Regions from separate parts of the Homo sapiens genome. Here region 2 is linked to region 1. The links are chromatin contacts, found by Hi-C in ENCODE. All regions are on one chromosome and are shown on one strand. Each heading gives the region's core, a stretch centred on a gene start or an enhancer-like site at or near the end of the contact. The rest is flanking DNA. Distances are from core to core; before and after follow the strand shown. Region 1 has its middle 14 kb from the start of TFB1M. Region 2 overlaps TMEM242 (transmembrane protein 242).

The links. A loop is a pair of places that touch in the nucleus more often than their neighbours do. Pooled maps may share reads with other maps.
Region 2: a pooled map of heart left ventricle shows a loop between it and region 1 (2.7-fold over the local background). The contact joins two enhancer-like sites. A Hi-C loop is called at or near these places in 7 of 50 pooled maps.

What each region holds. Positions count from the first base shown.
Region 1 is chr6:155,326,038-155,331,472 of GRCh38, forward strand. No RefSeq gene overlaps it. Among named protein-coding and RNA genes, the nearest start is that of TFB1M, 14 kb to the left of the region's middle. Within about 2 kb of position 2,879, at least 2 of the 41 ENCODE cell types and tissues checked have a DNase peak (open chromatin) inside an H3K27ac peak, as active enhancers do.
Region 2 is chr6:157,302,618-157,308,052 of GRCh38, forward strand. All of the region lies in intron 3 of TMEM242 (transmembrane protein 242), which reads right to left. Among named protein-coding and RNA genes, the nearest start is that of TMEM242, 18 kb to the right of the region's middle. Within about 2 kb of position 2,859, at least 14 of the 41 ENCODE cell types and tissues checked have a DNase peak (open chromatin) inside an H3K27ac peak, as active enhancers do.

The DNA.
Region 1 (5,435 bases), core at 1,629-4,128:
GGACACCATTATTAGAGACTAGATGTGTCATCAAGGCAAAACAGGGCTTCTCTACAATGCAGAGTCAGTTGTTTGTATTCCCTGAAAATCAGGCCCTGAGGCAAGGGTGTGGATGCAGGTTGTTTGTTTAATTGCCCCTCCTGGAGAGGTAATCCCAGGAAGCACAAGTGAGGAAGTCGGGAAAATGCCATGGGAAAAGGAGAAAGGCCAATTCCAGGGGTTAGGGAGTAGTTTCATGTTAGGGCTCCAGGGCAACTGGGGCTCAATCCCAGGGGATCTTTTGAAAAACCGTGTGCAGCCCAACTCAGCATTGTCCCACCAGAAGCTGGGGAGGCTCCAAAGCCCCCAGGCATGGAAGACAGCAGGGGAGGTGGGGAGCTGTCAGTTTGCCTGGATCACAGCTGCAGATGAACTCAGGAGGACCATACGGATCTGGGGTGGGGCAAAGCCAGGCAGCATCCGCTACCCTCTGTGAATCTTATTCACCTGAGTTTAGGAACTCAGAATTATTTAGAGTGATAAGGACTCTTCAATGTTGTGGATCTTTCTCATGCCATAAAGAGGATTTTGAAGTTAGTGGACAATGTGAAGTCATCCCTAACTTGCCAGAGGAAGTGTTCAAATCCAAGTACTGAAATTCTAGAATCAAGACATTTTGAACCAGAGATGAGTATTCTTTTTTTTTTTTTTTTTTGAGACGGAGTCTCCCTCTGTCGCCCAAGCTGGAGTGCAGTGGCGCGACCTCGGCTCACTGCAAGCTCCGCCTCCCGGGTTCACGCCATTCTCCTGCCTCAGCCTCCTGAGTAGCTGGGACTACAGGTGCCCGCCACCATGCCCGGCTAATTTTTTGTATTTTCAGTAGAGACGGGGTTTCACCATGTTATCCAGGATGGTCTCGATCTCCTGACCTCGTGATCCGCCTGCCTCGGCCTCCCAAAGTACTGGGATTACAGGCGTGAGCCACCAAGCCTGGCCAAGTATTCTCTTTAAACTGAAAGAAGGCATAGTTAGAATTTCTAATTGCCTTTAATTAAATCTATCACCTCCTAAGTATAAACAAAAGTGGTGAAATATTTTTGGATATACCAACAATGAACAGTTCATTAATGAGAATGAATTTTACCTTTCTGACGGTTCCCATTACATAACTTTATTCATTTTGAGGAAGGCAAGGGCTGACCATTTTATGCTCATCTACTATGGTCACCTATTAAAGGCTGGAATTATGATAATCCAAGGGGGAAAATAAAATATTTAAAATGAGATTGGTCTAAGTAGGAGAATGAACATCAGGCTAAGTGTTAATTTTGTCCCATTTAGTCAGCTCCATAAATCTTGAGAAGCCATTTTTCTTCTCTGTGCCTCAGTGTCCTCATCTGTATGTTAGAGGGCTTGGATTGGCTGATCCTGAAGGTCACCTCCAGTTCTGAGGTAGTCCTTGAAAACATGAGGACTGAAGCCTGGCCTAAGGCATGGGTCTTATTGTGGTATTGTGGACTTGACCAAATGTTAACCTTTCTGACCTTCAGTTTTCTCCTCAGAAAAATGAAGGGGCTGGGCTATTCTTTAAGGACACCTCTGTTCTGCAGTCCAGATAAATAAAAGTGTGAGGGGAAAAATCTGGAAAAATGCATAGAGTGAAGCTCAGCATGGCCACTGGGTGGCGATCTTGTTCCATGTTAAGAAAAATTTTATGGCATTTACCAAGAGTTTCAAAGTTTGACTTAGCATAGTGAAGAAAGACTTTCAAAAGGATAAAAAAACAGGGCAGCAAAAACCAGAATTATGGGGGAAGTGACAATAAACAGCAATGCCAAATAAGAGACATAAAATCCCTGTAGCCAAGGCAGTAAAACATAGAGGGGTATATGAGAGTTGTGTTTTGGGTATTATTTAAAGGAATATAGGGAGAGGAGTACATTGTAAATTCACATAGTTTTTGAAAAACATGACATAAAAGTTAACTCTAACATTTAAAAATTAAACTTGTAGAATTACCAAATACCTTAAGACTGTGCTAGAGTACTGAAGTCTAAACTTGAACAATCCAAACCAAATCAGTAAACATTTGTTATTTCTTTTGTTTAAATCTCAAAGGAACACTTAAGGGAATTGTAACACTGTTCCAATCTTTTGATATTAAATCAAGTGAGCCAATGAACAAGTTGTGAGCTTTTTTGCATTTTATGGGAGGAGGTGGTCTGTCTCACTTACCTTGAGAATCTTGGGATGATTGTTCCTGGGGCTAGCCATTGCCCCTGCATTGGGTTGAGGGCCATTTCTCGGGGAAGAGCCGAGCATTGGGAGGAATGCAGAGGATAAAGGTTCTCTGATCATAGTGCCGCCCACCTCTATCTCTAGAAAAGGTTATATTCAAAGAAAAACACAATTTTCCCACCAAAGCACCACTCGGCATGAAGGGAAGAACCCAGAGACTCGAAGAGGACCAGGTTCACACTCCTGAAGATGGCAGATTATGTCTCATGCAATAAGCCGAGATCTGACAGCCAGAGGATGACTAGGCCACAGTCTGCCATTTCCTGTTGTTGACTTTTCTGTTCACCATCCCCTCTGGTTTTCTCCCAGTTAGTCCTTATCCTCCTTTTGCTAGGTGGATACAGGTTTCTTCTGAGGGCCAAAGCCTGGGCCCTATTGCTCTGGTTGCCATGGCTGTTTCTTTTCTCTCCTTTCCTTTGATACATTAGCTATTAGCTTACGTAATCCTCTCACCGGTGGATGTTCCCATTCAAAAGGCAAAAAAAAAGTTATATTGCTAAGTAACCTTTAACAATGAATACCATTCATTATGTATTTGCTTAATGATACAAAGGCATTGTTTGCTCTATTGCAGGTGATAACAGCAGATCAAAGACCCCGAGGCCGCCGGAATGTGCTTGAGAAGAGCCAGCAGAGACTGTGTGGAAATTATGCTTAGCATTTATGTTGCACTTTATACTCTTAAAGGATTCTGCAATTATTAATTAATTATCCCACACAATAGCTCTATGAGGAAGGTCAGTGTCAGTAGCTTTATTTTACAGATGAAGAATCAGATAGCAGTTAAGCGATTCCCCCCTTCCCACCTCAACATTTAAAGATCTCATGTCAAAGCAGACCTGGGGTGGGGGCAGCAGGTAAGTTACAAAGTGACTGAAGAGTAAACAGACTAGGGCTGCCTCTTGCCCAGGCTCCACTTCCTTTGATCTGTCTTTTGAAAGCCCTCTGAACATAAGCTAGGTTCTGGACTTGCATACTGCCTCCCTGGGCAGCCTAGTTGCTCTTGCTGTGCTTGTCTTTTCTACATATCCACTGTTGTGTGTGTAATTTTAATTTCCTTTTCATTCATTCATTCATTCATTCATTCATTCAATGAAACTTATTTGGGCATTTATTGTAGTTGATTTGGTTAGGAATATAGAAATGAAAAACATGATTCTTGCCTTTGAGGAACTTCAATTTCTTAATAGGGACACACACAGACACACACTGCTGGAGGACATGGGATGAAAAAGGTGTTAATTCTTCTTGGCAGCATCACGAAGGTCTACACTGAGGAGATGGTGTTTGAGCCAATCTCTTGATAATGCCATGCTTGTGATCCAAGCAGCAGGATCCTGATGGTCCCTAAAGGAGAGATGATAGAAGGTATCCTGAATGTCGGCGACTTCACATTTGCGAAGGCCAAAGCCTGTTAGGTCAGGCCTCCTGTTGGCTAGTGTGATAGACTCTTATCCTATAGTGTTTTAATTATTTGTGTGAATGTTTTCCCTTTTTACGAGACTAGAAACAATTTTAAAATGAGGACAAATTCTGACGGCCCACAGCATATTGTAGGGAATAACAGCAGGAATAGCTACCATGTATCGAGTAAATGAGCCTATTCTGTTTAGTGCTTTACATAGCTGATTAAGCCTGCCAAAAACCTTTGAGGCAGTATTGTTCCCCCACACTGTTTTTTTTTTTTTTTGGGAAAGTTTAAGTAATTTGCTCATAGCTACATAGTTCTGTGTGCTATTGAACAAGCTTATAGTCCCCACATGTAGCTTATAGTCCACGGCAGAAGACAGACATTAACCAATAATAACCATATATCAATGTATAATTACAACCTGTAATAAAGTCTCTGAAGGAAAAAACAAAACATGCAGTATAGGAGAAGCTAGCACAGAATGACCAGATCTGCCCTTGGGCCAGTAGACGTGAGGAGAGATATGAAGGAAAGGCCAAGGTCAGGGAGCGCGTACCTGGAGGTTCTGATGGTGAGGCTGAGTAATGAAAGATACGTGGGTGTTAGGTAGTCCAAAGAGAAAGCATGTGCAAAGGCCCTGGTGTAGGAGGGAGCTGGGAGTATCTGAGAATCAGCAGGCAGGTCTGCTGTATAGAGGAGATGACTGGAGAAGGAGAGGTGGCACATCTTGTAAGATTGTGTAGGCTAGGATAGAGCTTGATGTTTAGAAATGATAGGCATTGCATTCGCAGGTTTTAAGGGAATGCATTCTTTGATGAGATGAATAGTCAATCTGGGTGCAGTGGGGAGAGCAAATGGGAGAGGAGTCAGAGTGTGAGAAGGGAAAGTGGTTAAGAGGGTATTATAGTAATTCTGGGGTGAAATAATGGTGAGGCCAGGGTGGCAATGGTACACAGGGTGAGAAACATGTGTGTGAGATATTTGCAAAGTCAAGGACAGGTCTTGGCGATGGGTGCGAAGAAGTGGGGTGGGGAGGGAAAGGAAGGTGTCAAGGCTGATTCCCAGGTTCCTGGCTTGGACAGGTGAATGGTTGGAGATATATATAGGATGTGGTTTTGTATGCTGGAGGGGGACCAGGAGTTTGAGAGGAAGGGTTCTTGAGTAGGTGGCAGAGGAATAATTTGAATCTAGGTCTGTTTTTCATCAAAATGTGCTTCTCATCAATTCCTGAAACATACACATATTTTTGGAAATCCACACTGAATGACTCTTCCATCTTGCTAGTTCTGATCAGCTTCTATTGTCACCACTGTGATCTTCCGGAAGAAATGCATTCACTTTTGTTGCATAATCAATAAGTGACATCGGTGGGAGAAATGTCCATCCGGACCGGAAGGTATGGGAGGTCCTTTTTGGGAGGTGATACCTGTAATTCCTCAAACCTTGCTATTCAGCAGTGAGAGTTACGCTGCCTACGTTGAGCTCTGGCTCAAACTGCTAGGGTTTGAATCTTGCCCCATGACTTGCTATCTCTGTGATGTGGGCATATTGTTTAACATTTCTAAGCCTCCCTTTCTGTAAAAAGGAGATAATAACAGTATCTTCTCCATCATGAAATTGGCTGAAAGATCAAGGCTGCTGCTAGCCCACAGGACACCTTTGTGTGAATTAGAGAAAGGCTCTCATTCCTCAAGTGAAAAAAGAACTTTTGAAGTTAGTATATTATATACTATCATTAATTACAATT
Region 2 (5,435 bases), core at 1,609-4,108, 2.0 Mb after region 1:
AAAAGGAAAGCACTAACAAAGACGAAGAGATGTATGTGACCTCCAGAGCATATTTAGGTCTACTCAAAGATGTGGAAAGCCAAGTATAGCTAGACAGCTCCCTAGTGACTTCCTATCCTAGGTGGCTCATTATTCCTTCTGAATTGAAAACCTGACTCAAATTATCTATTCAAAACGCAGTACAGTATTATAGCTAATGGCAGGATTACACCTCAGTACTTTCGGTTGTACCACTTAGGAGGGAGGAAGCAGGAAATGAAAACAACCAGCAAGTCCCTGGGCCAAGAATGGCTGCCACTAAGTCACTATTCCTTTCACCTGGACTCACACCCAGCTCTCAAATCCTCCTTTTCCTCTCCGGGAGTCCAGTTCTGATATTCCATTCTCTCACCAATCTTTGCCAATCCCCTAAGCAGAACTGGCTTTCTAAAAGCCTATGTCACCACTGTACTTTGTACCTCTCTCCATTAGAGGATTTATCACACACAGTTAAATGTAAAATACTTACGAATGTGCCACTGCAAGAAGGATCACCTTTTATTTACCAGCATATCCCTGTCCTCTAGAACAGAGCTGGGCCCACGAATAGGGATTTGGTAAATGTAGTAGAAAAGAATGAGGAACTGTAGAGCTGAGTGAGTAAGGCTGGGGAGTGGGCTAAAAGGTGAGAGAGACAGAAAGGCGGGGCCACAGACCCCATCTAGAGAGAGTTCTGAAAATGAGGGTAAGTAAAATGGGTAGGTGGCACCCACTGGGGCATCTTTAGAAAGTTGATGCATATATTTCAAGTAAAGCTTTGGATAAGCTAAAAGATTTTGTGGCTATTTTCAAAGCCAATACCCACTTTTACCAAGTTAAAACATTAAAAAACAAAACAAAAACAAAAATCTATTACAGTGTTAGAAATGCAGTAAAACAAATATGCAGTGGCAGAGAAACTATTTTTATCCTTTAAAGTTATTTAAAATGTTCTGTTCTTTGGAAAGCTTTAAAAAAATAATCAGCACACAGAACCCTTGGTTTAGGGGAAAGGGATAAAATGAAAGCAGTGTTAATTATTACAAGCTGATCTGAAATAGGCCATAAACTCACCAGCATGAACACAATTATTTTGAAAGTCTTCTTTGTGATTTGAAAAATCATAGAATGCAAATTGTAGTTTTAAAATAAATTAGTGGGCTCTAATTCTATTGCTCAGTAATTCTCATGGTGGCGGGGGGAGGGGGGGGTCTCTGCAAATCCCAGCACATGAAAATATTTTACTTTGTCAGCAACACTGGGAAAACTGGAGGAAAGACAAATAGAGGGCCACAAAGAATAGAATAAAGGCAAAAAGTCAATTCAAAGAGCAATGCTGGGATCAACTTCCTGTTTACGGTATTTAAATATGAAATGAATTGGCAAGCTCTTCTAATAAATAACCCCAATCACATTTTTGTTCTTTGAAAGCAGCATCTTATACATAATTTCTGATGCAATATAAAAGAGCCACTTGTGTTAATCATTAAAAAGGAAAACTTATAATGTGGCATAAAACATGGAAAGCAAAGAAATTAAAATTCATTAGCCTGGGCGCAGTGACTCGCACCTGTGATCCAAGCACTTCAGGAGGCCGAGGCAGGTGGATCACTTGAGGTCAGGCATTCCACACCAGCCTGGTCAACATGGTGAAAGCCCGTCTCTACAAAAAATACAAAAATCAGTCGGGCATGGTGGTGCATGCCTGTAGTCCAGCTACTTGGGAGGCTGAGGCAGGAAAATTGCTTGAACCCAAGAGGCAGAGGTTTCAGTGAGCCAAGATTGTGCCACTGAACTCCAGCCTGGGTGACAGAGTGAGACTCTGTCAAAAAAAAAAAAAAAAAAAAAAAAAAAAAGAGAGAGAGAGAGAGTGCCACTGAAATGAAATGGTAGAAGTGATGTGATCAGATTGCATTCAATAAATACTTACTAAACACCTACAATGCATTAGGCAGTGTTACAGGTGCGAGGATATAACAATGACCAAGATAAAGGAGGTCTCTACCCTCAGAATCTACATTCTTTTTGTGAAGACTGATAAAACAAGACAATGGTCAATATCATCTCGTTTTGCAATAGGCGTTACAAAGAAAAGAAAATAGGATAATTTCAGAGAGTAACTGGGTGGTGGGAATGAAGACATCTGGAGAAGCTGCTCTGAGGAGGTAAATTAAGTTTGAGTTGAAACCCTGGATAGCAGCAAACAGCCAGCGATGCAAGGACCTGGGGAAGGAGTTTCCTGGGCAAAGCTAGAGTAAAGGCCCTAGGCAGGAACAGCCCTGTGTGTTGAAGGAATAAGAATGCTGGCAGGGCTGGAGTGCAGTGGGAAGAGGTGAGGTGGGCAATTGTGGTGGCTCAAGATGAGGTCAGTGAGGTTGGTGGGGCTACATCATGTAAACCTTCTTCAACAGGAAGCCACTGAAGGGTTTTAAATAAGGAAGTAGCATGATCTGACTCACATTTTTAAAATATCTCTGGCTGCTGTGTGGAGAAAAAATTCTAGAAGGAATAAGGAAGAGGCCGGGAAACTGGACAGGAAACTCTTAAAACACTAGGCAACAGAGGAATGGATGTGGAGAGATGAAGGAGGCAGGCGGTGTTCAGCGGCAGAGCTGACAAGCAGGACTTGCATGCATCAGATGAAGGGAACCAAGGGAAATGAGAGAATCTAAGAGGATTCTCACTGGGGTTTTTGGTTTGAAGTGGAAGGATGAGATGACGGTGGCATTTACGGAATGGGGAAGACCAAGGGAGGAGCAAGTTGGGAATAAAGTGAGGAAATCAAGTGCTCTAGTTGGGACATGGGTCATGTGACACGCCTATGAGGGCGTGTCATATTGTGAGGGCACACAATATGAAGCAGAGACGCCGATCTGAAGGTCAGGGCTGGGGCTATGTATCTGGACGGCATCAGATAGTACTGTTTGTTTTAAAGTGGCAGGGACTGGACGAAAGAGCCAAGGGGCGGAGGATAGATGGAGGACAGAAGAGTTTAAGTAGGAGCTACTGGACACTGATGTTAAGAGGCTGGCCAGGGGAGGGGTTGGCACAAGAGACAGGCAAAATGTCCAGTGAGGTGGAAGGTAGCTCAGAAGCCACAGTGTTTCAGGATGGAGGGGGGGCTCCATTGTGCCCAAATGTTGCTGGGAGGGCAAGTAACAGAGGATAAAGTAAGATCTGGCAACAAGGAGGGCACTGGCAACCTTAATAGCAGTTCCAGTGCAGCGCTGGGGCAAGGAGCTGGACTGAGAGCAGGAAGGGGAGGAAGTGGAGGCAGTGACCACAGACAACTCTTTCGGGAAGCTTTTTGTGTAAAGGGGAGCAGATAAATGGGCTGGTAGCTGGAGGAGGCTAAGGAATATCTAGAGAGAACCTCTAGAGGTGGGAGAAACTAGAGCATGTCTGTACACACCACAGCAGAGAAGGAACATGTCACAATCAGCTAAGGCTGAGGATAACGATGGGAGCAAGGTCCCTTGTAGATGACGAGGGGCAGGATCTAATGCCCAAAAGGCAGGGTGGGCCTCTGGCAGCAGCATGGACCTTTTATCTCTGGTAACAGGAAGAAAGGCAGTGTGCGTGTTAAGTCCAGAGAAGGTGAAGGCCAGAGTGCTCTGGCAGAAGGGCAGAGAAAGGGCTGCAGAGAGGCAAGGCGGGAGGCAGGGAGAACAGAGACAGCTGTCCGAATCATCTTGGAGCAAGAAGGTGCCATCAACTATAGTGGCTGTGGGGGTCAGGGAAAAGCAAGATGTGGTGACTGATTAGATGCAGGGGTGAGACACAGTGTGGTCAGGAATGGCCACCTGGCTTTTCTGTCTGGGCAGCTTTGTGGGTGATGCTGCTATTCACGGGGAGAATGACTCAGGAGTAGGTTGTAGTTGGGGACAAATGACAGTTCACTGAGGGACACACGGGATGCCTGCAGGACACCCAAGCACCTGTGTCCAGTCAACTGGGCCCATGAGCCTAGAGCTCAGGGTGTAAATGAAGGCATCAGAGTGGCTGGAACCTGTGAAGGAGAAGAGATGAGGGGAGGAAAAAAAGCACCTTAAGCATAACTGGGTAAAATAAAGCAGCACTATTTCACAAGTAAGTGGGACAGTCGGAAGTTACAACAGCCAAACTGGAATCGAGAAAACTCATAAAAAGAATAAAGGAAGAACTATAAAAGCCTAGAATCTGTCAGTATAAGAAGCAAACAATAAATGATAGATCTGAGTCACCAAGAAAAAGTTACATGATAAGTTATGTTCAGCACAATTTACATAGTGGAAAAATATATAGCACATTAGAAAATGATTTCTTAAAATTGTTAGAAACATTTCAGGTAGAAAAATCCATTTGAGAGAACATCATTTTCTGATATACCGGTAAGTGAATACTTACAAACTGTACATATCAACTATATATTAGTGTAATACTGTCCCACAGTTTTAGATATTTGTAAGTGACTAATCAATCATAAGTAACTTTTAAAACGGAGCTTGAGGGGGAAGCAAATGATATCAGGTCTCCAGTCCACAATGCTTTATTTAGAGAGATCTGCTCATGTGTGCCCAATTTTCTAGGCTCAGTCTAAGAATTAAGGACAAAGAAAAAGAAAACCCAAGTGAAATCTAGGCTGCCTTCCTCCTGTGGGATACGGCTGGGAATATTATCGAGGTGATGAAGTCTGATCTGTGTCAAGCCTCAGAACAAAAAAGCTTTTATGGCAGAGCTGATTTGTCCCAGTCCTTGTCGCACGTTCCCACTTGATAAAATGCTTGGGGTGCTATTTTACTTATACAAGGAAACAGGTGGGTTTGAAAGAGCTATTTTGGAAATATGCCAAAACAGCGGATTCCCCTGCTTGACTTTTTAAAAAAGTACATTGGTCATTATCTCCCATCTTAAACTGAGCAAGTCCCTGTGATTCGGGTTCTCTGTCACCAAACTGCTTGTCCACATATGCATCAAGTGCCTCTGTCCACTACGATGTTAAACCTATTAGAGCTGCAGTGGAATGGGGAAGAAGAGTTATAGAGATGTTCTTGTCACCTCTGACTTGAACCTATTCACTGATGTGCAGTGCTACTTCCAATTCATTTAAAAATGATTCCAGGAAAATATTCCCCAGTCCTCAAGCTGTTTGAAGGCCCAAGAGTGTGACACATGGAACTACCTCTGCAGGATCGTGATGACTGTTCTGAGGTTCTAGTGAGCACTATGAAGAAGTGGAAACGAGGCCGAATATGCTGACGTATGGTAATCAAAATAAGAAATTGAGGCTTGCTTCCTGGGGGCAGAAGCTGGTAGAGATCTCTGGAAGCACTGAAATTAGATTAGGCAAGGAGGCAGAGGGAAATGTTTCAGCCGCTTCTCACACTTCCCCTGCAGATCCCTCAGAAGTGGCTGCCATTAAACAATTGGCCAGGAGA